Regions from separate parts of the Mus musculus genome. Here region 2 is linked to region 1. A link is a loop called in an ENCODE intact Hi-C map of the cell type or tissue named here. Cell type or tissue: left cerebral cortex. All regions are shown on one strand. Each heading gives the region's core, and the rest is flanking DNA. Links, peaks and the distances in the headings are about the cores only.

Region 1 (8,077 bases), core at 4,031-8,030:
TAATCAGCCTCTAGCTTCAAGTTCTGATAGTGCAAAGTTAATGCCTACTTAAATGGTAAGAACTATTGAAACTATAGGAAGGGTTTCTAGGATCATATTGCCATATCCACAAGATATGAACATTGTAGCTTCTGTGTTGATATCTGTCTGCAAGAGGACTTAAGACTCTCTTCACTGCCCCATCCTGAGCGACAATTAGACTTACAGCACTGTTAGTGGGACAAGATAGGGCAACTTGCCAGTCAAATCTATAGGCCTAATGTCACAAGCAGCTCCTAGACCTCCATTACTACCATTCTGACAATCTGCCACAAATGAAGTACTTCATAAAAAGAATTGGTCAAGCCTGCAAGTTTCCAAATGACCATTGCTGGAGAAAAATTTCCAATGGAACACTACAGCAATATTTCTGCACAATAGAACTTCTCTACTAGTTGATATTTCTCCATAACATTTTTTGGTTTGTTTTTTTTTCTTTGTTTTGTTTTGTTTTTGTTTTTTGTTTTTTCCCTGAGACAGGGTTTCTCTGTATAGCCCTGGCTGTCCAGGAACTCACTTTGTAGACCAGGCTGGCCTTGAACTCAGAAATCTGCCTGCCACTGCCTCTCAAGTGCTGGGATTAAAGGCGTGCACCACCACCACCTGGCTTCTTCATAACATTTATATTAGTGTGGAATCATAAGAAATGTTTTTGTGAATGAATGAAATATGTTTGAAAGACAAATCTTAAGTGGACATACAAATTGCCTAGCTCCCTACAGCCTAGCACTCTACAGTCCACTATAAGAGCGGGTCAGGTTTGTTCCTCAGCTTTGGTGCCAATATATAGCCTTTTTGTCCTTAAAACAGAAAGGTACACATGTGTGAGGGATTTAGCAGCAGTGAAGCATCCAAGGCTTCTGGTGTCCATGAGGGCAGCATATGGTTTTAGAATTGTTGGATGTTCCTTGTGTCTTATTCATAAACAAATATTATATTGAGGGTATATTTCTGTTTTGTAATTTTTTTCTTTCTTTTTAAACCAGTCAAATGTTATTTCAATAAGGAAGTTATAGAAGTAAAAGAGTTTAATGAAGGTAGAGACATGACAGAGAAAGAGGATACAGGTCTTCATGTATTTCAGAGTGCAGGTATGTAGTAGTGACGCAGGAAAGGTGGACTGTTTTGGCCCAAGGCTTCTATTCCCATCGACTAGCTCTTTCCTGCTGATTGTATCTCTTAGTGCTCAAAGAGAACCTGACCCAAGCTTCTGAATCATTTGCCACTGGGACACAGAATGGTGGAATTCCATCTATAGATCTTTCGAAGCTAGAGTTCATTATAAATGCCTGTGCGAAACCACTCAAGTATCTGACTGTATTCCATATATTTTGCCCCCCAAACTCACATATTGTGCCAAAGGAGGGTCTTAGTGATATATATTAGAGATTGAATAATGGTCTGTAGTCTGGAGTGTGAGCAAAATAAAACAGAGTAGAATCTAGGGATCAACAAATCCATTCAGACTAAAGTGTGAGCTTGATTTTCTGTTTAACTACATTTAGACATATGAGATTTACTATGAAGAACTTCTAGTGATGAAGGTGATGAAAGAGTTCCTGTCTTTATTTCACACTCAAGGACCTCAGTTCTATTCATGAGTGTCTTTGAAAGGTTAGGGTGTTAATATAGCTTGATGGTCTACCTGTTCTTTTCAGAGTTGTGCTAAGCTGGATCTAGACTCAGAGATTCCAAAAACTTTGCCTTATACATTGAAGTTTCTCTTCCCTTCCTTCTGAACTTCCTGGATTGAATTCTCAATGGTATTGTAGGTAGTAGAGCCTGGCTGTGTCTCAGACATGGAGAGAATAATGGAAGCCATCTTTCTTCCTAGTATTTCAAAGTTCTAGATTTCAAACAAGAAAAACTTATATTAAAGAATTGAGAAACTTTATTAAAGTATTTACAGGAAGCAGTACTGTAGAATTAAATACCCAATCACTATGTGAATTCAAATTAATTAAGAGATAACCAACCTTATATTGTTTATTTGTTGTGCTTTGTCCCTAATTCCAAGATAGAAGTAGAAGAAACCTAGTTTATAGATTGAATAGTGATTTTTGGCAAGGAATATTCATTTTACTGATATCTTATGAAGGCTAGAATGTCAGGAGCCACTTTTCTTTTATAGCCAGCTCAATGAAAATGCTTTGGAACCTAGTCTTGTAGAGCATGTGCTTTACAAGGTAAAAGTCCATACATTCACCTTCTTTCTCTACTTACTGTTTTCTATTCTTCCCATTTACCTCCTCCTGATTCTCACTTGGGTCCTATCACTGGGTTTTATGCTCTTCTACTAAAGACTTACTGGTACATCCTTATATTTAGAATTCAAATTTACATTTTTAAAATTTTTTCATTGCCAAATAGGGGCATTTTAGTCAGATTTACCAGGACCTGTAACAAAGGGAAAATCCCTTGTGTATCACCCCAAAATAAGCCTACAGTATCGAAATATCCTCTATGTCTGCATTTTGAGAAACCATAATGGGTTTCAGGTGAAATGTTGACTAGAACTGATAAAGGGAAAATTCTTATTGAACTTTATCTTGTTGAAAATCATCCCAAGTTTGAGCAAGAAGTTCTAAATTGACTTTTTTTTAACCTGAGTCTTTTCAGGAAAATGATTTCTCTTTGCTCTGTGCTCATCTGATAGCATCATTCTCAGGTGTCCTGCTAGTAAATATCAGAGCACACCCATAAGCCTGGCACTGTACTTAGTACATGACAGCATATAAACCTTCATACAATTAAGAAACAGAACTACTACTTGTTGTTATGAGCCTATTCAAGTCACACTTATCAGAATAAACTGACTAATACTTTTGAGAGTGCAAGAACTCCCAAGTGAATTTGCACTGTTGATACAGATATGGTCATGTAAAGCTCCCCAATGCCTCAAACCTATGGGAATGGTAAAGACTTTAGTCTGTATAGAAAATACATATGGTTAGCCTTACCCTGTTCTAAGAAGTCATGTTAATCAATGAATATTGCCTTTATGTAAAATTTGTGTATATGCAAGCATTATCAATCACATTTCCCTTCAGCCTTATATTTAGAGCATGAGGGGGCTCCTCAACAGAAATCTCCTACCCAAACTAGCCAACGCTTGTCCTCTTTGGACATAACAGGTACTCTGAGTTTCTGGGCTGATTAGTAGGTGACTATCATCACAATGAATACAATGTGACTCACACAGATTTTCTTTATGTATGGCCTTACTTGATTTTAATTTAATTTATGCTTAAAATAATTATTTCAGCAACTTAAAAAAAAACAAGTGCTTTATCTTTCTTGTCAGTCTGTGATTATAATATTTAAATTAATATAAATGTTGATTTATAAATTTGTTTATTTTTTCTGATTTTTCCCATAATGATTAAATTTCAAAAGGCTAAAAATCTCTTAGTTACAATAAATATTGTAGTAATATCTATTTAGAGATAAAAAATAATGTTTTCTTTACCACAATACAAATAATTCTAGGGTCTTCATATAAACCATGGCTAGGGTATAAGGTCATTGCCATTTATGGTGGTGTATTGATTTTCTTTTATTTCAGTGAAAATATGCCATGACAAAGGCAACTTATAAAAAGAAGAGTTTGTTTTGCCTTACACACCTAGAGAGTTAAAGTTCCTCGTGGAGGAACAGAAGAAGCAGGAATTGGGGCAACCCTGAGAGCTCAAATCTCAAATCATAAACCAGAAATAGAGAAAGCCCATCACAAGTAAATCTTTTGAAAATTTAAAACACTTCAAGAAACAGCCTTCCTCCAGCATGGCCACAATTCCTTATTGCCCACAACAGCCAACACCTGGGCACCAAGTATTCAAATGCCCAAGCTTACAGGCACATTCATTCACACCACTACAAGTGGCATGGAGCTACCCATGTGAATGGCACAACTATTACCCTGTTTCAATGGACTTTAGTAGCTCTTCTAGAAGTTATAAGTGAGAGTGTTTGTGCAGCCACTTGGATAACTATGCCTATTGGTTGCAGAGTGTGGGAGAACATGTAAAGGGACCACTCAGTTGTCAAGAAGGAGATTCCATTGAACAGTAGTCATATGGCCTGGACATTAAGTAAGGAAAGGCAACTTTTTACATATCTCTTTTGTGTGTTTGATGTTACTTTGATCTGAGAAACCAAGCTACCTCTGGGTTTTAAAATAGCTTGAATCTTGAGGATTTGGAGCAAGCTAGAGTTTCAGGTGCCTAAAAAATAGTTGTTTTGTTTCTCTAGACCTGTGCCTGACTTGAATATTCCCAGAGGGTGATTAAAATCTTCCAGGAATTGATTCTTTACTACAACATAGAGCATCTCTGAAAGCAAGAAAGGAAGTACTCAGAAATTCTGCCATTCTGTACAGTTCTTCTATGACCTGAGAGATCAACTAATAGCTAAAAATGCAGCATGACCTCTCAGATTTGAGCAGCAGTGTCCCCCACCATTGATAGGAATCTTGGAGGGAAAGACCTGTGAATAAAAAAGGAATTGACCATGAGCCTTGAGAAAAGTGAATGTGATATAGATGTTCCACTTGGCTCTGAACATTCTCCACCTCTTATTCTCTCTACCTTAACAAGGTTTTGGTTTCTGTTTAATAAAATCCACTGCAAATATAAGAACTCTGATGAGGATTGAGAGATAGGTTGATCTATGGGTGTAAAAATTTTGTAGGAATTGGTTTTATAGTGTTCTCACTTGGTAGAATAATAGTAGCAAGTTCTTTCTTGAGTCTATGACCTTTATAGCTATAGATTCTTTGCCCAACAATGGTGCTGACATGATATTCATCTTGTGAAGTAGGGCTTAAATTCAATCATGAGTTGGTTTGGTAATTTCAGTGATGTTCTTGACACTATTGAACCAGTGGTGTTGTCATCTCAGGACAAAATGCATTGTGTCTTACACACTTCAAAGCTTGGTAAGAGTCGTGACTACTACTTTTGACCTCCAGTTGTGTGACTAGCTCCTTTCCGCACTGTGAAAGGTAGCCAGGAGAAGGAAGGTTCCAGGTCAGTACTAGCTTGATATGCCCATACTTCGTGACTCAGTACATTGTTCCTTCAGAAATATTGCGTGTGTGTGTGTGTGTAAACTTTTAGGAAGTTTGTACAGTAATAGATAGGGTTCCATATGAATGTTTCAGAATGTCTTTGGTGTTTATAAATCCCTGTATCCTCTACCTTGCCCTCCAATATCTAATCACAATTTAAACCTTCTCTGTCCAACCATTTCCCTCTAATGTTTACTGTATTCGATTTCCTCTCTTCAAAGACCCCTCCAACACACACACACACACACACACACACACACACACACACACACACACAAACTGCCTCATACTACTTTCCTGACCTCCATGAGTATTGAAATGAATATAAAGAAGATTAAATGGAAAGATCTACAAATGTTAGAAAACATGTTAAATTTGTCTTTCTCTTACAAAATTGCGCCATCTAGTGAGAAATACTCAGACCTGAATCCTGACATACAGTTATTTAAAAATTTCCTCTGCTCAAGAAGTCCGAGCCCAGGAGTACCTGGAAACCCTGCCCAGCGGAGAGCACAGCGGAGTCAATAAATTCCTCAAGGGAAGTTTCTCCACAAGAAATAACCCTCATATTTGCTCAAGGGAAAACCTCCTCCCTAGCGCCCCAGTCCTCCCAGGATGGACCCCTTAGCTGGGCAGGTGGCACGCGCTCTCAACAGCTCCAGAAGGGTCCAGCCAGCATGCAGACTGTTGTTAGTGTGGTTAGTTGCTTCTGGGATCTTTAAATCGTAGATATTAAAAGAGGAGAAGAAGAAGAAGGAAAGTGTTTGGCTCTTCCTTCATTCAGCTCTCCTGCCCCATCTCATCGCCTCTGGGCCAGCTCATTGACTCTGTGGAGCCAGGAGATAGGAAGCGCGGCAGACACAGAAGCTACTTCTGCCTACTGCCACTGCTTCTTCCGGACTGGTCTATGTCGCCACCTGGTGGCAGAGACTGGACTTTACTGTTCTTGACTACATTATCTTCTTTTTTTTTTTTTCCTCCTAGAAGCCATATAGCTCCAATCATGCCCCCAAAGTCTATGGCTTTTAGAGGGACACATAAAAAATAAATAAATAAAAAATAAAACAGGAAATCTTGTTAACTGGTAATAAAATGTTCTAAGGGTCCTGAAGTTTCTATTTCTTGTGGCCCAACAATGACATTTAGGCCAATGTTGTGAGCCTGTTCCTCTTGACCAACAAAGCTGGGAGAGTTTTCTGTACTTGCTTCTCTTTAATGAGAGAGAGGACCCGGATCAGCTGACCTGTGGGGCCAGTGAGAGTCTGCAGGAGCTCTGTGTGCAGCAAAGGGAGGTTCTTGGGCTGGCCTCGGGGCTGCCACCCCGATACTGCTGGGCCCCTGTGAATGCCACCAAAAATTGACTACATCTGGATTGCCTCTGGATTGACTACCTGGGCAGGATTAATAGGGGTGTGTGGCTGGGGTGTTGGGGGGAGCCAAAGAAAGCAGGTGAGCACAGCACGGGGGCTCAGGGACCGATTCCACACAAGCTCCTAGGCTTAGGAAACTTTCTGATAACAATATTCTGTGTATTTTTATATTGCCCCCAAGTGATCACAGTTAGTATTTTGGAATATACGTTCTTTTCTAACTTAATTTATATTATACTGTTTTACTTAAGAACTTAAGGTGAATAAATAAATAAATATATCTTTAGCAACATTCCTTAAAAAAAAAAGAAATTCCTATCTTCCTGACTCAAGTAACAAGCCTTAAGAAATTCTTCTACTACCTAATACAGAAGAAATTTCCTAAAATATATACATATATGAAGACTATCGAAATAAAATCACCAAAGTATGGGAGAGACAGACACCCAACTGGTTAACTTTTTTTGTTTTGTTTTGTTTTGTTTTTCGAGACAGGGTCTCTCTGTATAGCCCTGGCTGTCCTGGAATTCATTTTGTAGACCAGGCTGGCCTCGAACTCAGAAATCTGCCTGCCTCTGCCTCCTAATGGTTAACTTTTATCACCAAACAAAGCTTTGAGTAGTAGGATAAGATTCCACCTAATTGACTTGTTGAAAAAGGAGTCCCACAGGAATCCCCAAGAAGCCCAGATGGTTGCCCAGATTGTAAGGTATTCTCCACATACAGATAGCCAGGCCCCATTGGTAAAGACAACAGCCATAGAACTTACCGAACATGGAGAAGTTGAGCTGGTGCATCTATAGAACGTTTTCCCCTATAGCTCAAGATCATTGGTACAGGAACAAACACTGCATTCTCTCAAAAGGGAAATGTAAACACTAAGCCAGACACAACCCCTTTATGTACAATGATGTACTCCCTGAGTGATATGCTATGGTAGTGGTGGCACAAAGCGTGTAGGAGTAATCAACCAACAACTGATTTGACTTAAGGTCCACTCCATGAGATTGAACCCACACCCAACATTGCTTGAGTAACCAATCATCTGAAACTAGATAGCCAAGAGACTTAAGTGAAACCAAACACAACTGGTCCTTCAAAAATGGTAGTAACAACAATGACTCCTAATGATACTCTGTTAAATTCATAAATGAGTATCTTTTTTCAGTTATCATTGGAGAAGGCTCCTTCTAAAAGAGATAAAAACAAATATATAGACTGACAGCCAGGCATTATCCACAGAGGGACTTTGGAACACAAAACCCTGAATGGAATGTCTTTATCAAATCTCTATCCTCAGAGCTCAGGGAACCCTAAAGAAAAGGAAGCAGAATGAGTTAAAAGCCAGAAGTGATGGAGGACACCAAGAAAACGCGGCCCTCTAAATCAACATAAGCAAAGCTCATATGAACTCATAGAGACTGAAGCAGGATACACAGGTCCTGCATGGGTCTGCACCATCTTCTCAGCTTATATATTCTGACCTCCAGTTTAATGACATTATGGAACTCTTGAGTATGCAAATGAATAGGTCTCTGTTTCTTTTGGCTTCACTCGGCCTCTTTTCCTTTGGTTTACTTTCTCTAACCCTGACGTGATA
Region 2 (8,077 bases), core at 2,504-6,503, 470 kb before region 1:
ACTTTTGCGTATCAAAGTTTAAACTGGGACGCCTCAGAACTTTTGCATCATTCCTGCAAGAACTTCCACACAGGGCGTACTTACCTCCCTTACAGACTTGCAAGTAGCCCCATAGTCCATCAATAGCAGATGGGCCCCACCATTGTCACAGCTTTCTTAAGAGCATCCTCATGCCCTGGTGTGAGTATCTACCCCAGTTCGGGGGAGGGCTAAAAAAGAGAGGAGAAGGGGGAAAAGAGTGCAGGACCCTCTCAGCCTTAACCCCGCCCCCTCCCAGCCCAACTAAAGCCGCTGCACCCGGAGCAAGAAGAGGGAGTGACCCCGCCGCCAGAGATCCGCGTGTCCCACCCAAGCAGACCCTCTTTATAAAACCAGAGCAGGGATAATAATGACACATACTTCTATTTGTATTGGCAACAGCTCTTAGTGACCAGACCTCCAACTCTCTTACCCTCTGAACAGCTCTGTGCATCAATTCTGCCTTGCAGCCCCTGTGTTGGTGTAGAGAACACTCCACTAGGCTCTGCTTGCTCAGTGACAACAGCTTTCCTGTTTCCCGAATTTCCGTCCTTCTAGGGGCACAGAAGCACTAAAAGCCCAAAATCATTACATGAACTCTGAAGAGGGAGTGGAAAGGCCATCGTCCACAGAGCCAACGGGAACAACGATCCTTCAACAGCAGGTCATGTGTCTGAGTTCTTTAAAGGGAAGGGGCAAGCTATGTGTCCCTCCACGAAGTGGGGATGACAGCGCCATCTTGGCTTCCCTATGGACAGGAAGAGTATGAGAGTCATGCCTGATCCATTACTGGAGTCTTGCGGCTTTTTCTCTCCAGTCTGCCGATCTGGGAACTTCTTCCTGTAGAGATTCCCGGAATACTCCCTGCCTGTACTTCTGGTTTTGAAATCTGTTCTTCAACAGTCATGATTCTTCAGTGTTCTTCAAGGAAGAACAAATAAATCATTAAGGGAGCGTGTGCATGTGTGTGTGTGTGTGTGTGTGTGTGTGTGTGCACGCCCCCGTGTGTGTGTTAAGAAAGCTGAGAGTTGGCTCAGTTGTTAAAAGCACTGACTGCTCTTCCAAAGGTCTTGAGTTCAAATCCCAGCAACCACATGGTGGCTCACACCCATCCGTAATGAGATCTGATGCTCCCTTCTGGGGTGTCTGAAGACAGCTACAGTGTACTTACATAAAATAAATAAATCTTTTTAAAAAAGAAAAAAGCTGAGGAGAAAGGCAGTATTGAGGTGTCCATGTCTCACTACCATGTCTCTAGAGGTGTTCACCTCCACGGTGAAGCTATGCTTCTCTTTGGAGTGTTCTCCATCATTTAATTGAATCATTTTCCACACGGCTCTCCTCTGTTCTTCACTCTAGAAGCATAGAACCAGCAGGGTGTATTTCCCCTGAAAAACCCAATCTAAGCTCACCAAGTGGTCCTGAAGCCATGAATGAAGGGGACTCGTGGCTGGGGATGGCTGTACATTTCTGGAAGCCATTCTGGAGGTGACAGGCAATAGGGATTTTTGTGTACACTATGCTCGATTAGGCTATGTCTTGGGGAAATCTGTCTCTTAAAACCTACACTGTGGTTATGGTCTCCCCACAGCAAGAATATTCTCACTGGGGTACTGCTGGACAGTTTCCATGTGACCAGCTGGACTGTATGTTCTTCCGTGTCTCATCTTCTCCTTGTGCCACTAAGCATCAAAACTGGAATCAAACACTGGAGCAGCTGAGGCTACCTCCAAGCCAATGACAACCAAGCTGAGAACAGGACTCATGTCTTAAGGATCTGTAGAGGAAAGAGCAATGAGGGTCTGATTAGATCAACACTACTAATCATTCTCTCGTATCTAGCCAAGAAATCAAGGCTACTAAGGCATAGCAGCAACAGCCCATGAAGCCTCAACCCTACACAAGAACTACAAGCAACTAAAGAATGTGGAACATTGAAGAAATAGTTGTTCCCAAGGAAGAGCACACCAATTGGTTATCTAACACCAAACGATAAGTCCTGAAAAGATACATACATGTATACAGACTAAGCAGGGTGTATATATTTATACACATACACACACACACACACACTATATATATATATATATATATATATATATATATATATATATATATATATACACACATATATATATACATATATATATATCATACATACATATACACACACATACGTATGTAACGAGAATGAAAAAACAAACAAACATGAATTTGAAAGGGTCCAAGAAAGGGTCTATATAGGAAGGCTTGGAGGGAGGAAAGGGAAACTTCAAATGATGTAAATATATTACAATCTCAAAGAATAAAAGATGTAATTAAAAAGCCTTTGGTCTCAGAAGAAAACAACCACCACAGCAGCAACAACAAACGCACAAACCCAGAATTTGCCCCAGACCCCTCCCACCTCTTACATACCCAGGTCTGTTTTCTTTGGCTTCCTCTATTAAGAAAAAGGAACAAGAAACAGAAACAAAACAAGAACCCTCTCCCCAAAAAACCCCAAAAACAGGCAGGCAAAAGACTAATAAGACAAAAAAATTGTCAAAACAAAGCAAAACAAAATTAAAAAGTCAATAAAAAATAGCAATGAGTTCATTCTGTGACTCCTGGGTTTGGAGCTAGTGCTAGAATGTGGTTGATATACACAATGACACACCACTGGAGAGAACCTATGTTCCCTCTGCCAGGCGGTATCCACTGCACCTAGCCTTTTGGTTAGGGCTGGAACCCCTGTTCACTTCACACTGTCCTGCAAATGCTTTTTCAGAGTAGAGGAAGTTTCCCGATAGAGGGGGTGCAAGAAGAGGGGAGCATCGAAGCCTCACATGCAGGAGTCCAACTTCCTGTCTGACCCTGACAGAATTACACATGTCCGGACCCCGGCGTGGTTGGGAGGCCTCCCTGGATCCCCCCATTCATTCTCTCCCATTGGTTCCACTGGCAGGGTTGGGGCACACAGTTTTGTTCCTAGAGGTCTGATAGACTCTGTCCCTGGAAGGAGCCCCTTCTCAAATCCCTCTTCTCATCCTTCCTCACTGGGGTTTGGGAAGCTTACCTGAGGCGACATCACTGCACAGGTGGAATCTTGCAATCTTGACTCTGATACCTGGCCTCTGGCTTTCACATCACAGATTTACAGCCTGTCCAGCCCGACCCTCCCCATTCCTGCATTGCAATTTGCTATCACAGCTGATGGGTGTGGCCTCTGAATTCCCTGTGGTGTTTCTTGGTCCCAATCTGTCCCAGTACGCTGTTATGTGGGGTGGGATGGAAGACTTTGGCCCTCACCCTCTAGTTGCTCTCTTGTCCAGATGATGTCCTCTGCCGGGTGAAGACCCGGTAAGAAGGGCTCTCTTCAGATGCCGGCATCTTGATATTAGTTACCCAACCCCCACTGCTTTAGGACAGCAGTACACAACAGACTAAGACATGCCTAGGTGCTGCATGGGAGTGGAGCCAGTCTGCATTTGCTCTTGTACATCTGGATATTTCCTTCATATAATATCATCGCAATGACGCTGAGATGTCACACCATAAACGTTTTTATTTTTTAGGCTGAATAACAATATTCATTTTTTTGTAGACACCATATTTTATCTATTCCTTGATAAAAACATTATTAAAAGTACTGCCATCAACACTGACATTCAATTAATGGTAGTTGCGCTTTCAATTCTTTTACATATTCACTCAAAAGTGAGGGTCCTGGGTAAATCATTCATCATTCTCTCTCTCTCTCTCTCTCTCTCTCTCTCTCTCTCTCTCTCTCTCTCCCTCCCCTCCCCCCCGGCTTTTTGAGATGTGCTTTCCTCTTTGTACTGGCTAGTTTTGTGTGTCAACTGGACATAAGCTGGAGTTATCATAGAGAAAGGAGCCTCCCTTGAGGAAATGCCTCCATGAGATCCAGCTGTGGGGCATTTTCTCAATTAGTGATCAAGGTTGAAGGGCCCAGTGTGGGTGATGCCATCCCTGGGCTGGTGGTCCTGGGTTCTATAAGAAAGCAAGCTGAGCAAGCCAGGGGAAGCAATTCAGTAAGCAGCATTTCTCCACACCTTCTGCATCAGCTCCTGCCTCCAATTTCCTGCCTTGTGTGAGTTCCAGTCCTGACTTAAACAGCAGGTGGAAGTGTAGGCTGAATAAACCCTTTCCTCCCCAACTTGCTTCTTGGCCATGATGTTTTGTGCAGGAATAGAAACTCTGACTAAGACAGTCTGTGTAACAGGCCTGGCTGCTCTGGAACATGCTTTGTAGACCAGGCTGGCCTGCAACTCAGAGATCCATCTGCCACTGCCTCTTGAGAGCTGGGATTAAGGGCGTGTGCCATCACACCCAGGTACTTTTTTTCTGTTCTTAAAGGTGGATGCTGCCCCACCCACCCTGTATATCTGTAATCACCTCAGGCACATTTTTTCCCAGCTCTTTTCCTTACTTCTTATCATATTGTGATTCTAATTTGTCCATCTCTAGTGATCAATGATTCTGAGTGTCTTCTCTGCAGACAAGAGCTTGACATTTAGTATGAAGAACTCTCTCTGGCTTTGAGGCTTTGCCATTTAACTGGGCTGTTTTGTTTGGTCATTATGGAGTCCTTTGCACCTTCTAGATTTTAGCTGTTCGTTAGACTTGTGACTGATAACTGTATTTTTCCCTCTGATCATTTGTTTTCCTCTTATACCAAATGCAATAAGGTTTCTACTTTTCATTACTGCCGTGTTTGAAAATCACCATCATAACCCATCTCATGAAATATTTCTATGTTTTCTTCTATCTGTTTTATAGTTCAATTAAAAAATGCAGTGTGTGTGTGTGTGTGTGTGTTTGGGAGGAGCACACATGCACCTTTGTAGGTCAGAGGACCATTTGCAGAAGTCTGTTTTCTCATTCCACCATGCAGATTCTGAGAACTGAACTCAGGCAACCAGACAGGTGACAAGTGCCTTTATCCACTGAGCCCACTGCAGTTCTATGGCTCATGTGTAGGTGTTGGTTCCACTAAAGTAATGTCACTATATGTTATAGGCTAGTGGTAAACACCATTTGTTCCACGTGGATAACTGGATTTCCTGGCACCGTTGTTGGAAATAATGTACTTTCCCTACTAAATTACTTCATCAAGCACTGGAAGAATCTTGAAAATAATTCATACCAACACTGTTTTAAAACCATGGAAGATAAAGAAACTCTTCCTCCCACACTTTGCGTCCAGAGCTAAGGGGCTTGTGAACTCACAGTACACTGTATATATGATCGGATTTTTATCTGTGAGGGATTAAAAGTCTAATAATGCATAGGTCAAAAGAAGGCAGAATCTTGTCTGCTCTAAATGGCCAAAGGAAGATACTCCCCTGAGGTGTAGGGCAACATGGTATCCTAGATGCTGGTGGCACCAGGTAGGTGTCCAGGCAGCCTGTCTTCAAAGATTCCACTTGAGAAGACTCTGGCCAAGCTCCTGAGTCTTCTGCTGGTTCTGTCTATGCTCTTCCCTGTAACACCAGGTTTAGCAAAATCTGTTGATGTCAGCTAAGCAAAACCTGTATTCTGAACACTGTTTGTTGCTTCATATCTGATCAGGTTCTTGCTCATTCCTCACCATGCCCTGGGTGACATCTGCTCACTCTGCTATGTTTGCAGCAAGAATCTTGGTAGAGCGGTTTGTCCAGAATCCTCTTTTCCTCTGAGGTTTCACTGTGTGCTCCCCTGCCTCTGAGCCATGTTCATGCTGTATTCTGATTTAAGCCTATCTTCCTCTTCAGGTCCAAGGTCTCATTGCAATGATGCTCATTATGGTTAAAGGACATTGCTAACTCTCTTCCTTAGTAGTCCTTAAATCTGTTCTTTCTTGTTTTATCATGACAGCAGGTGAGCTGGAATACGAGCAAAGATAACAGCTTTGGGGATCCTTGGACTTTGACCTTCTGATGACCTCTGGGCTAACATTTGTTCCACTTCTATAACCCTCAGTCTTGAGATGATGATAATGTCAATGATGGTGATGATGGTTTTTGCAAAGCAAAATGATACAGACAGATTGGGGATTGATGTAAGGGAAGGGTGAAAGTCATGCCCTCCAGCTCGGCTGAGTTCTGCTCACTGAGAGGTTCACTTTAGTTACTTCATCCCTTCAGAAAGCTACCCCATGCTGCACTTACCTGATTCTGTACCTTCCACAGATGTGACCACCCTCACATATACCACGGGCACCAAGGAGGACAACCATCTTTCAGAGACTGTGTCTGATGTAGGGTCCCAATAAGTTGCATCCCAAGAACTACATACAAAAGCAGCTTCCAGGGAAAAGAATGCATTTTTGAGCTTTCCAGGTAGGATTTTTGTCTTTGTTTTGAAACCAGTTTTCCTTGTGTAGCCCTGGCTTCATGAAACTCAGAACTATGTAGATTTGGCGTTGAATTCACAGAGATCTGCCTCTTTGCCTCTTCTGTTCTGGGACTGGTGGGGTGCCCCATTGTGCCCCGCTTCGTAGGGCAGTTTTGATGGAGATTGGGGTCTGAGGCTCTAATGGGCTCGTGGAGTAGCCTGTGCAAATGTTCACACTGGTGCCTGGAGCTACTGTCCACTGAGCTCCTCGCATCGTCACTGCCCTCACTATCAAGGCATTTCCCATAATGTTTTAGTTTTCACGAGTACTACCAGGTCCTCAGAGAAATGTTCCATCTCTGGAAATAATACCCTGTTTTCATGCAATACCATGTCAGGTATGTGTGAGCCCGAATCTTAGTGACATAAAGATCTTACGTGTATTCAACTCTTATATATGGACACAGATGCCTTTTTAGCCTTGTGCACTCCTTTCTTTGCTGGTATGGCATTGCCCCACAGATGTTCAGCACACAGAGTGAAGATTTTGGTGAGTTTTTGTATCCTCACTGTGCCCTTGTCATCTCTCTATTTCTGAGACATTTTCATCTCCCCCCAAAGAACCTCTGCATTTGTGAGTCATGGTTAGCTGTAGTTCTTAACTCCATGGGCATCGTCCATATTTGGTGTGTATGAATGTGTCTATTTTGTATGTTTCATAGAAAAACAACTTAGAACACATGATCATTTTTGTTGCCTTTTAGAGCTTAGCAGAATGCTTCTGAGACTAACCCAATTGTAACATTTACCAGAATCTATTTTTAAAATTCATTTTTCACCCATTCTCCAGTGGTGGACAGTGGCCTGCTTCTCTGAAGTCAAGTGAAGGTTGAGGGGAGTTGTTAAATTGTATTTAAATTTGTTAAATCAACAATACAAGGTTGATTTAATTTTAATCACCCCTCATAATAACTGTATGAAGGAGGAGTTAGTGACCAATGTGTAGTTGCAAAACAATGGGCAAATTAGTTGTACACCAGTGTGCAAGTAATTTGGATACTGTGTGTTTCCCATCTGCCATAGAGAAATGCAAATAATGTCTTGCTTATCCCCTTCATGGAATACACCAGGAGTTAAGTAAGGCATAGCTGGACTCAGATTGGTTGTTACTGAGATGACGTGGTGCGGACATAGGTGAGATGCTCTGGGTTGATGCAGAGCAGGGAGAATGAAGACACTGGTCTGGAGGTCTAGTCTTGGGGCAAGGGACTCCATCTTACTTTCCAAACAGTAAGTAGCCCCCAAAATAAGAATGCAGGCTCTGCCTGTGAACTGAGCTGGCCTTGTTCTGGTATTACAGAAGGCTCTTTTACAAGACGCTTTCTTAGACACATATGCTTCTCCAGCAGCCCTAAGCAGGCTCTGTTGATTATTAGTTCCTGTTTTGCTTCTATCACTAGAAGGAATTTTTAAAACAATATATTAAAAAACAAGGGGCAATGAAATGAGCAAGAAAATGGTATTGGTTCCGATTTCCACCTAAAATCCCTCTTACAAAGGGCTATTCACACAACAACTGCAGAACAGTGTTTTATAATCTCACATGGTTTTTCCTCAGAATTATCTTTCTTCATTTCTTTTATTTTCCTCTCCCTCCTCCCACACACCTTTATCTCTCTCTCTCTCTTTCTTCCTTCCTTTCTTTCTTTCTTTCTTTCTTTCTTTCTTTCTTTCTTTCTTT

The links. Peaks named below come from ENCODE experiments on the same cell type or tissue, not always from the same donor. Only the 100,000 strongest peaks of a DNase experiment are listed, where the experiment ranks them.
Region 2: a loop joins it to region 1, with 9 times the contacts of the local background. A loop is called at or near these places in 5 of 42 quality-filtered maps.

Annotation. Positions count from the first base shown.
Region 1 is chr13:61,235,741-61,243,817 of GRCm38, forward strand. No RefSeq gene overlaps it. Among named protein-coding and RNA genes, the nearest start is that of Cts8, 16 kb to the right of the region's middle. In left cerebral cortex, for the core only: a CTCF peak has its summit at 6,023 (motif pointing left); a DNase peak (open chromatin) is centred at 6,013.
Region 2 is chr13:60,772,227-60,780,303 of GRCm38, forward strand. No RefSeq gene overlaps it. Among named protein-coding and RNA genes, the nearest start is that of BC051665, 10 kb to the right of the region's middle. In left cerebral cortex, for the core only: no CTCF peak of the experiment used is centred there; a DNase peak (open chromatin) is centred at 4,182.